Linked DNA regions of Mus musculus: region 2 is linked to region 1. A link is a loop called in an ENCODE intact Hi-C map of the cell type or tissue named here. Cell type or tissue: heart. All regions are shown on one strand. Each heading gives the region's core, and the rest is flanking DNA. Links, peaks and the distances in the headings are about the cores only. Region 1 holds the start of Gnai3 (guanine nucleotide binding protein (G protein), alpha inhibiting 3). Region 2 has its middle 9.5 kb from the start of Eps8l3.

Evidence for each region. Hi-C counts contacts between places; a loop is a spot of excess contacts. Peaks named below come from ENCODE experiments on the same cell type or tissue, not always from the same donor. Only the 100,000 strongest peaks of a DNase experiment are listed, where the experiment ranks them.
Region 2: it touches region 1 in a loop (10-fold over the local background); 16 of 42 quality-filtered maps call a loop at or near these places.

What each region holds. Positions count from the first base shown.
Region 1 is chr3:108,145,452-108,150,819 of GRCm38, forward strand. Gnai3 (guanine nucleotide binding protein (G protein), alpha inhibiting 3) reads right to left here and starts at 701. Exons shown (of 9, transcript NM_010306.3): 1 at 437-701. The coding sequence starts at 554. It overlaps Gpr61 (G protein-coupled receptor 61), which reads right to left. Exons shown (of 3, transcript NM_001305461.1): 2 at 4,301-5,368; 3 at 2,870-3,721. The coding sequence ends at 4,543. In heart, for the core only: CTCF peaks have their summits at 726 and 2,651 (motif pointing left); DNase peaks (open chromatin) are centred at 700 and 2,630; H3K4me3 peaks cover 1,447 bases; H3K27ac peaks cover 2,190 bases.
Region 2 is chr3:107,865,034-107,870,401 of GRCm38, forward strand. It overlaps the pseudogene Gm5075. Among named protein-coding and RNA genes, the nearest start is that of Eps8l3, 9.5 kb to the right of the region's middle. In heart, for the core only: no CTCF peak of the experiment used is centred there; DNase peaks (open chromatin) are centred at 2,238, 3,340 and 5,058; H3K27ac peaks cover 303 bases; H3K27me3 peaks cover 848 bases.

The DNA.
Region 1 (5,368 bases), core at 100-5,099:
AGCTTCGCTATTTAATCATTCAATCCTTCCAGCTTTATCCTGACATCAAGTATCAAACTCACACAAACCCTAGACAGGCCCCACCAGACACCATACACTATCCTCCTCAACACGTTCCAGCCCAGTGTGAACCCTCCCTAATTTCGGTCCCTCCCTTTAAGAGCCGTGCCCGGATTCCCAGCACAGTCTCGGGGCTCCAAACTCCCCAACTCTACTAAGTACCATCCCAGCCGGGTTACACCCTCTCCAACCTGAAATCCCCACGCCTTCCGGGGCCTCAGTCGCCAAGCCCAGTACCCGCCCCATTGCTGGGCATCCCCTCCTTGTCCCTTTGGGGTCCTCTCTGCCGGCCTTGGCCAGACCCCGATCAGCTCCGGCTGCTCCCGGGGCCGGGCTCTCCGGCTCCAGCGCTCCAGCTCCGCCCCCAGCCCCTCACCGAGCAGCAGCAGCTTCACTTCTTTGGCCGCTTTCTCCCCGTCCTCCCGCAAGTTGCGGTCGATCATCTTGCTCCGCTCCACCGCCGCCTTGTCCTCGGCGCTCAACGTGCAGCCCATGGCGGCGGCGGGAGAGGGGACCGGGCCCGGGCTCACTCACACACACCGCGGGAATCGCCACACACCGGCGGAGACGGGTCTTCTGCTGGGCGGTGGCCTTCTCCGTCAGCTCCCCTAGCTCCCGGAAGAACCGGATGTGTGCTGTTTACGACACTTCCGGCGACGCCCAGCGGCCGTTACTACTTAGAGCGCTGTGCCAGTGGGAGGCGGAGGTGGTACGGAGAGCGGAAGTTCCCTGGTACCTGACTGTCCCCGTGGAGTGATGGCGAGCCTTCGCTCCGCACCTCCCAGCCTTAATACCCTTTTACTTCTCCGGCTCCTGGACTTGGATTCCAAGTGTAGAAAAAGCGGGACTTCCAGCACGTGGTGTGCTCTGGAGGTTTGGCGGTGAGGATCAGATTCTCAAATGAGAGCTCACAGTCCTCTGGGAATTGCTGTTGGGAAAAGCCTCCCTCTCCAGAAAACAAACAAACAAAAAAACCTTTTTTCCTTTTCATCTGTGATTTGGAGCCCAGGTCTCTGTCCAGAGCCGCGTGTTGGGCACTTCAGCCAAAGTTCCCTCCGTCTGATCCTTGAGCTGCCCAGCCTGGATGTTCACCCATTCCTCTGGCTACACCCATTATGCCAAGTATATATTAGTCCTTCTGCTACAACGTATGGATTTCTGTGAGCTGTACATATGCCTGGCACTCCTATGTTGGCAAAGGATCACTCGACCGCATCAAGTAATAGAGAGTGAAAAATAGGTAGTAAGTATTAGAATATGAAACTAGGTGTAATTCATTTATAATATTTCCACGCTTCCCTTTCTTCCAGGTAAACCTGAGGACTTAGTTCCATACCCAGAAATAAACGAGCTAATCTCTAATCTAACAAGAGTTCCTCTGTGATAGCCACAGAAAGGGGGAAGTTTGGTAAAAGTTGTCTTTCTACTATCTCCTGAATATTGGCTCTGTGAAGAATATCCTAAAGTCCCTACTAAATAGACCCACAATGACTCAACACCCGTTTTAAGAAGGGGCATTTTTTTACAGCCATTGAAACATTTCCCTGGAATTTAAAACATTTCTCTAGTAGGAGGTAACTTAAGCTACAAATTCCCAAGAGAAAGGTCTATAGTGAAAATTAATTAATTAGAACCATCTAATTAGATTAACCTCGTCCACGTCACCCATAATGCTTGTCAATTCCAAGTCTGGAAAGTCTCCCACTCATTTCCAAAAGAAACTGCTTTTCCTTTCTGATCACTTCTAGGGGGGAAAGGGTCAAGAGGAAAGGGGGAAACACAACATTATTGAGTACCTTTTTGCCAGGTAGGCACTTCCATGTCTCATCTCTTAATCCTCACAACAACCCTGTGAGGTAGGTAATATTAATCCCCATTGTCGCCAATGAGAAAATGGGCTCAGAGGAATTCAGTCGCTTTCCCACGTCCACACAGTAAGTACATCTGTCTAGTTTCAACTTCACGCCCTCTTTCTACCAGACCTCTCTAGAAGGTATAGCTGGGAGACCCCTGACAACAGAGCATCTAAGGTTTTTGGATGGCAGTCACCTCGATACCAAGATGTTGGCAAAACTGGCAGGATGGATCATCTCACCCTGTTGCTTCCTCGGCTTGTAAGGGAGATTGTGTCCAGGAACCGCCTCCAGGAGGTAAGGATTGGATATTGAACTTTACCAGTCCGTCTCAGTGACTAGAAAATTCCTGGACAGTGGCCATAGCAAAAGTTGTGGAGAAAGTTCTCTTCACAATACTAGGAAAGTTTTACTTCCTTTATGATCTGTTCCTACAGCCAGGGAAAACATGGCAGCTTGCTAGTTAATGGCAATAAGATCTCAGTGTCGGCTTATTTCAATATGACTTAGAAATATCCTTGCTCTTAAAACTTCCTTTTAATGTGAAGCAAGGGTTGAAGGGCAAAGTTAAAAAAGGAAAACTTAACAAAATGGCTGCCAAGCAATATTTAACTCTCTCTCTCTCTCTCTCTCTCTCTCTCTCTCTCTCTCTCTCTCACATCCCTCTCTCACCCTACATGTCTACGTTTCCTGTCTGCTGGGCTCACACTGCCACCTACTGGCAGTCTCTGGGTCCTACTAGCTGATTGGTGGAGTAATAGTATGTGAAAGTTTTCCCTATGATGTACTAGGAAGGAGACCTCTCAGCATGAGCTTTATCTCAAAAGAAAGGGAAGGGCTCTAAAGTTGGAAGGACTCCCATTTGCCGTGTGTTACTTTCTAAAGGATTTCCTCAGTGTAATAGGCTCCAGACTAGAAGAACACCAATGATAGGAAGACAGAAACCTGTAAATGTACCTAAGCCAAAGAGGGAAAAAGCTGTTTGCCCAGTTTTATTTAGTAGATTATTTTCTTCCCTAGAGAGTTTTGCTTACACTCCCCACACTTTCCGCATCTGCATGGAGTCTCTTATGCATCAACTTCAATATATTCTCAAAAGTCAGAACCATAGATATAATTTTTCCTTACTGTATAACTTTATCAGACCTAAATGCTCTACAAAAATACAAATATCTGGTCGAGTTAGCCTGTGAAGTCCTTGAAGGCAGAGGTGGCACATCATATGTGTATGCCCCGGGGGATGTTGGTGTTCAGCTATTCATGCATTGAATAGAACCGAAGGAGTCAGTGTTGATATTAATATAACTTTTTATCATAAAATTTATTGGTTGTTCAAAGGGGAAACTACTCCACCCCAACCCACTTTCCCCCTTTCATGTTGAGTGAGCCAGAAATTTGTTCAGCTATAGCCCACATCCCCCTCTGGTTCTACCTTGACCCTTTAGTATTCAGTTGAGGGAAATGGAATGAACAGGACCCAGAGGGGAAACCTGTCCAGCTTGCAATTAATCCCTTTCCGCTGAAAATACCATTGCTGATACTAACCAACACAGCCCCTATAGTCTTAATCAATAAGCAGCAAGGCCCAATTCTCTGCTCTCTCTCCAACCTAGGGCTGCAGGTAGGAGACAGATTTAAGTCTTTGTCACAGAAGCTAATTTTGAGAGCAATGATGGGGAACAGGGAGACATTTCATGGACAATGGAAACCCCACCCTTCCCTTGCCCGACCTGAGTCTCTTGTACCCGAATGTCCAGGGGGCTGGAAGTGGGTCACTGCCATGAGGAGATAGATCGGGGAGGCCAGTCCTGGAAAGAAAAGATTGGCAGTATTATTGATCAGAGTAATTTACCTGGCCTTTCTGTATCCAGCCACGTTACCAATTCAAAGGCTAACACCCACCCTCAGCTCTCTGACCCCCGAGTCATTCCTAGTTACTCAAAAGACAAGGAGGGAAAGGGCATCCTGCCTCCTGCTCATCTCTGCTGAGGTCAGGACCCACACTTGATTTCATATGTGCAGGAAAGAGAATAGGAGAGAGTTGCAGAGTTGTTCTGTCTTCTCCTCCACTACCCTGATTGCAATTTTTCCTTGCTGCTGGCCAAATCCAATTCACCCCTACAGGTCTTCTCACTCTAGACATTAACTTTAGGAAGGGATCTGTTAACTCATGAAACACTTGCCGAGATGGCAAATGAGAAGATGTGGGCCGCTTTCTTACCTTGTCTCAGAGTAAGCATTAGTCTGGACTACTACTCTGGAAAGAGGTCAACCTCAACAGTCCCCAGATTAACTGTTCCTAGCCTGCTGCTCCACCGCCTACCCTTAGGAAGTTTCCCTGTCTCCCGAGGCCTGAAGAGTACACTGGAAGAAAGGCTTTCCCTCACCTTTGTCACCCTTTTCTCTCATCAACGTCTCACCATACCCAGGTTCCCTCCCCCAATAGTCAAAGATCCCAGCCAAGTCCAAGGCTTTTTGCCACATGTCCATCCTGTCGATTCTGGGCCTGACCCAGGAAACACCAAGCAAAAGCTAAGTCCAGAGACCCTAGCCCAGACCCCAGCCAGCCGCAAAAGCAGTCCTTGAAATCATAAACCAGTCCCAAGCTTTATTTCCCTCCTGGTGTCCGTCATGACTCCAGCCTTGGTGAGGGGGCGGGACGGAGGTAGCTGTCGGACATGATGATGTCGCTGGTGAGTTGCTGCTCCAGGAACTCTGAGGTCTCCTCAGCAATCTGGCCTGGGATTCGAAAGTCAACAACAGGGGGTGGCTCCCGCTTAGGACTGGGTAGGGGCCGAGAAACCCAGTTCTCAGAGGTCCCCTGGAGGAACTGCAGGAAATTCTCCTCAATGGAGCCCTCACGACTAGGCAGCCTCAGCTCCTCCTCTGGAGCTGCCTTGAAGAAGCAGACAAACTGTTTGCTAAGCTCGCCCCGGATCTGACGGTTGAGACATCCGTAGAAAAAGGGGTTGGAAGTGAAGCAAAAGTAGCCAATCCAGGTTACCACGTTCTCCACCTGTCCTGCTGAAATGGGCTGTGCGCTCAGGGCAACATAGAGATGGAAAGAGAAGTAGGGCAACCAACAAAGCAAGAACTGTCCCCCTACAGCCAGGAGGACCACTGCTGCCTTCCCACCCCCAAACGTCCGGTGTGGGGTGGTCTGGTGAGCCCCGGAGCTGGTAACCATAGTAGAGCGGCTACTGAGAGACTCAGAGCGTTGCCGGGGCGTCTCCATCCACGTGGGCAGCGGCCCGTGTTGCATGGCAGCCACGCGAGCCACTCGAAACATGCTGCAGTAGACCACAAAGATCAGGATCAAGGGCAGCAAGAAGTACAGAACAGCAAAGACCACCACAAAAAGCTGGCAGTAGGCACTATGGCTCCATTGGAGAGAACAGCCGGGGTTAACACTGGGAGCTCCTTCCTCCCAGTAGACCCTTCCCAACACTGGCACA
Region 2 (5,368 bases), core at 307-5,306, 280 kb before region 1:
GTGGCATGTAGGCAGACATGGTGTTAGAGAGGAGCTGAAAGTTCTATATCCAGATCTGCAAACAGCCGAAAGAGAGACAGAGACACAGAGACAGAGAGAGACAGAGAGAAAGAAAGGCACACAGAGACATAGAGCAACAGAGACAGACAGATACACACATACAGAGTCAGAAACAGAGAGATACAGACACAGAGAGGAGAGAGACAGAGACAGAGAGACAGAGAGAAAAAGAGGCACACAGAGACACAGAGCAACACAGATGCACACACACACAGATAGAGTCAGAAACACAGAGAAATACAGACACATACACACAGAGAGAAGTGGAGGGAGGGAGGGGGGAGGAGGGGAGAGACTAGGCCGGGCTTGAGCATTTGGAAGCTCAAAGCCCACCCCTAGTGACAAGCTTTCTCCAACAGGGCCACACCTATATAGGGGCACTCCCCGACCTCCCAAAGGCTAGTAGCCCTATCAGAATGCAAAAATGCACTCAGGTGCCACAGTCTAGAACAGAGTCGATACTGTTTAAAAGTCCAAAGTCTCTTCTGAGTCTCATGACAATCTCTTAACTGTAATCTCCTATAAAGGCAAAGCTAGAGCAGATTAAGTACAGTACACAGAATACACATTACGACTCCCAAGGGGAGGGAAGAGGGCACAGTGAGGAGACCCTGGACCAAAACAAGACGGAAAGCAGCTGGGTAAACTCTAAACTCTGCATCTCCATGTCTAATGTCAAAGCGCTCGCTCTTCAGATCTCCAAACCCTTTCAGCTTTGTTGACTGCAACACACTTCTCTGGCTTGGGCTGGTTCCACTCCCTGTTAGCAGCTCTCCTTGGCAGGTATCCACAACTCTGGCATCTCCAACATCTTGGCGTCTCCAAGGTATCCAGGCTTCACCATCATAGCTTTACGCAGAGGCTTCTCTGGGTCTCCATGCAGGGACATCCCTGGTACACATCTGAACTCAGTGGCTCAGTCTCGGAGGGAGAGTCCAGAACCATGTGGCTGAAGCTGCCAAGTTCTGCTGCTTGCTGGGACTGGAACATGGCCTCCTTGTTCAAATATATTTCCATCAGCTTCCTGATTTGGGTGGTTTCCTTCACTCACTGAGCTTGGCTGTCCTGGAACACTCTCTCCAGACCCCCCTGCCCCCTCCCAAGTGCTGGGATTAAAGGTGTGTGCCACAACACCTGGCCCTAAATTTTTTTAAAATTTCTTTTCCCAAGCTGGAAGCTTAAGCTGGGTGGAGTCTTTCCCTGGCGTCACCGCTCCCTTTATTACATTTGCATCAGCTTTTCTTTAATCTGTTTATCTCCTTGAACACTTAGTTTCATCGCACTCCCTGGTGCCCCCCCCCCCTCCTCAAGTTTGCTATAGTTATGAATCGTAATGTAAGTGCCTAGTTTCCAGTGGTCTTAGGCGACCCCTGTGAAGGGGTCCTTTGACCTCCAAGGGCGCGGGGGGGGGGGGGGTTGAGAATGGCTGTTTTAATTCTTCAAGACTCAGATTCGAGATATACACCTAATATACCTCCTATATACTTATAGCAGGCATTGACAATAAAATACAATGTCTATCAAATACATCACAGCTCCAAGCCGAGGGATATTCAGGAAAGAGTAGCTGCCATGAGTGATACACAGGGGGAATTTACAAAGTTTCCAGAATCTTCTGAGCCTGATAGCATTCCCCTCTGAAGTCCTCTTGGTCCTAGACACAACAGTGTCATTACCAGTCACAGGAGCATATCCCAGCAGGCCTTAGAAGATGATGCAGTTCCTACCCGTACCTGAACAGCACATAGGCTGAGAGACACCAGCTCTCTAGTGTCTGCTTCCAAGGAGTGATGTTCTCCAGACAGACTCCACAGTCCAGCATTGCTGACCCCACAAAGCCCTCAGATCTTCCCTCAAAGTCCAGCTTGCTAGCAGGAGGAAGGGACAGCTTAGCAGCCTCCCTGTACCTGTGCCCCACGCTACTGGTTCCTGCAGCTCTACCTGGCAGTGCCAGAGGGGATGGGTAGGATGGGCTCTGCATGGGGCTTGGGAAGGCTCAAACTGAACCGCATGGCTCCCCTCTCTGCATATGGGAGCTCCTAAACCCCAGATCCACACAGGCAGTCTTGAAAGAGGCCGTTCAGTGAGGTGGCTGGCCTTGGTCTTAGTTTCCTCGTCTGTACTATTAACAGGGTGAGCTGGCACCTCCTGCTGACAGCCAGTGGTTCTACCTTCACCTCGCCTTCCTTCGCTACAATTCACCTACTAGCCAGCAGAGGGAGCTCGCACATCTCTGCAAATAACCAAGGTTCTATGCGTTAGGGCTTGCCTGGGGTCTAAAGTACCTTAAAGGACCAGCGCTGTGTAGGTGTGTGACAAGTTTAAATACAGAGCCTAGCTAGGCCACAGGTCACATATTCTGTAAATAGTAGCTGTGCCTGTCAGCATTTTGTAGACGAGGACACAGGCTCTGAGAGTTCAAAGGGGCCCACCTTTGCTATCTGTGAGCACCCTATCTGAGAGAGTGCTGTAGGGAGTCAGAAAGAGAAGAGCAGTGCTCGCCCTAAGGTGCTTTCGAGCCCAGATGGCCACATTTAGTAAAAACTGATGGGCCAGCACAATCTGCTTTGAGTCCCCAAGGCCATGACTCTGCCAGAAGCTGGGCTCCACTCAGGGTGTCACAGCTGCCCATTCAAGCCCTAGGATTGTCAGCCTCAAGAGTGACAAACCCCAGAGACCTGCAGGGCTCTGGATCCAAGCACACCCTAAGAGACGTGTTCCACGGCTGTTATCTTCCATCAGGCCTTGTCTGGGAATCCTGCACAGGGCTCATGGAGCAGGGCTTTCAATGGCCTGGGTTCTGGGTTCTTTTCTGAGGCCTATAACAGCAGGCTATGAAGGAACAGCCACAAGCCACGCTTATCATACCTATTCTTTTTTTTTTTTTTCTTTATGGAAAATTTATTGCAACTCTCCAACATGGAATTATTTTTTCTTTTCAACATCTTGCTCTGCAGCTCCCTTCGCCCTTTTTGCTCGGATGCCAAAGAGTCGGGCATTGGGTACGGGCCATTCGGAGACTGGCAAAAGCCTTAAAGTTCTTCTCTTCTTCTGTGATAACTCTGGCCTTTTCCTTTTTGTACACATTCCGGATGGGCATCACGGGTCCTGTCAGCTTAAGTTCTTCAGCAGAACTGTCTCCCTTCTTCGGAGCAGAAGGCTTCCTGGGGAACAGGATGAGCTTGGAGCGGTACTCCTTCAGGCGCTGCACGTTGGCCTGCAGTGACTCCGTGGACGTGTTTCGCCTCCTCGGGTCTACAGAGATGCTGATGGTGCGAGCCATTTTCTTGTGGATGCCAGCCACCCTGAGCTCCTCCAGGCTGAAGCCCCTGCCAGCCCGGACCTTGGTGTGGTATCTCACTGTAGGGCACCTCACGATGGGCCTGATGGGGCCAGACGCGGGGCGAGGGGCGATGCGACGCGCTTTCGTCTGCCGGGCCTTGCGCCTGCGGATCTTGCGCACCCGCTGGTTGAACCAAGTGTCCACTCGCTGCTGCCAATCCTTGTGGAAGTGGGGTTTCAGGATCATGCCATTCTGGCTGGGCGCCATGGCTGCCTCCTATACAGGAGAACGGCCGAGGGCCCCTGCAAGGCGGTCTGCAGGCGCCACTTAGATACAGAAGCCACTAAGAATCAAGTTGGGCAGCCAGGGCTCCTTGCTCTACCACCGTTGAATTTCAGAACATAATATCACAGAGCAAGCAACCATATGTCTGTGGTGCCAGAATACCCCAGGAGACGCATCCAGGAGACTGAGTGGTCAGAGCACTTTTCAGAGCTCAGCTCATAACTCGGCTCTGGTTAATTCTGAGGAAAAGTTTGAGGTGAGACACTACATTCTCATCCAAACCCCTGGGGAGTGGTAAAATCTAGACCCAAAATTCCTTGCTCATACGGGAGGCAGACTCTTCATGAGGGGGAGCTGCAGTTTGCCTCTTTACCCAGGCCTCCCAGGGAGGACGACGGTGAGGACTGCTCCAGGGCATTGCAGCCTGCCTGTTTGCTGGGTTGCTGAGGGAGCTGGGGAGAGATCGCCTGGAGGAGAGGCTCAGAGGGTGAGGGGATCTGCTCCACAGAGCGGGAGCAGCAGGCAGAACTTCTGAGGTCACCTTTGGGGAGGATTTGTGAAGTCCCTTTCTTCTGCTCCAGAGCGTGACCTACATCAGCCCTTTCAACCACAATGAACCTCAAACTCGAAGAATTGAAGCCAGTCAGGGTAGGGTTGGGGTGGGGTGGGGTGGGAGTGGGGAGGCTCCAACTGAGCGCAGCTCTAGAGCGCCAGTTTCTTTTAATGAGGGCTTCAGCAGCAGCTGGGGCTGCAGAGCACATATTGTTCTGCATAAAAATGAGATCGGAACTGTGAAGGAACCAAAGAACCTGGGAAACCTAGGCTTCTCTGTGGAGACTGCACACACACACACACACACACACACACACACACACACACACACACACACACACAATTGATTTGTTTTGTGTGGGGTGGGATGGGAGGAAAGCATTTTCTAAAAATACCTTTGGAAAAGGGTGAAAATACAGAAAAGAATAAACCAAACCCCCCTCTCACAGATCTTGGGGTAATCTTGTTACCTCTCCCAGGGACTCGTCCCCAAGCAGGCCCATTGCTTAGGGTCTCAGTGTGCTCCAGCTGTTCACTGGATGGGACTGGGACAAGTCTGTACCTCCTCTGTTTGTTCATTTGTAAACTGAGACGAAACTCTCTGAATCTATTTCAAAGGGCTGATGCGGAGCATTGAGATGGGCCCATGTCTTAGAACAGACACTGAATAAAACTCACATTCATGTGGCCTTTTTTTTTTTTCTATTTAGATTTTCAAAACTGAGTGCTAGCCCTTTTATGGAAATCCCCTTTTCACCTCATGGACATTTTCCCACCCAGGGATCACCAAGAACATTTTCTTCCCGGAAGTGGCCTTTAACCAACCTCCTCTGCTAGGCCTCCTGAGATGTCTGCCTTGAATCACAGTCCAAGGTCCAGGCTTCTGAGGACAACTAAGCTCCAAGGCCCTCAGGGTGAGGGAGTCCAGGGAATGCTGAACTCAAGCATCCCCTATGCAGGCGAGAGCTGGCACAAGGAGCCCTGAGAAGCAGGAGAGGCCCCCTTGGGAGTTGTTTGTTGGGACAAGGAGGGGAGGCCCAGACATGCCGCCCCATGATCCACATGGTGAGAGTGAGTTCTCAACGATGGCTTCTGACTTGAGGGTTTAGAGACTTAGGGACCTGGAGTGGACTAGGAACTGGGGTGCCTCCGAGATCCTGACCCTATTTCCTGGCCCTAAACAGTGGC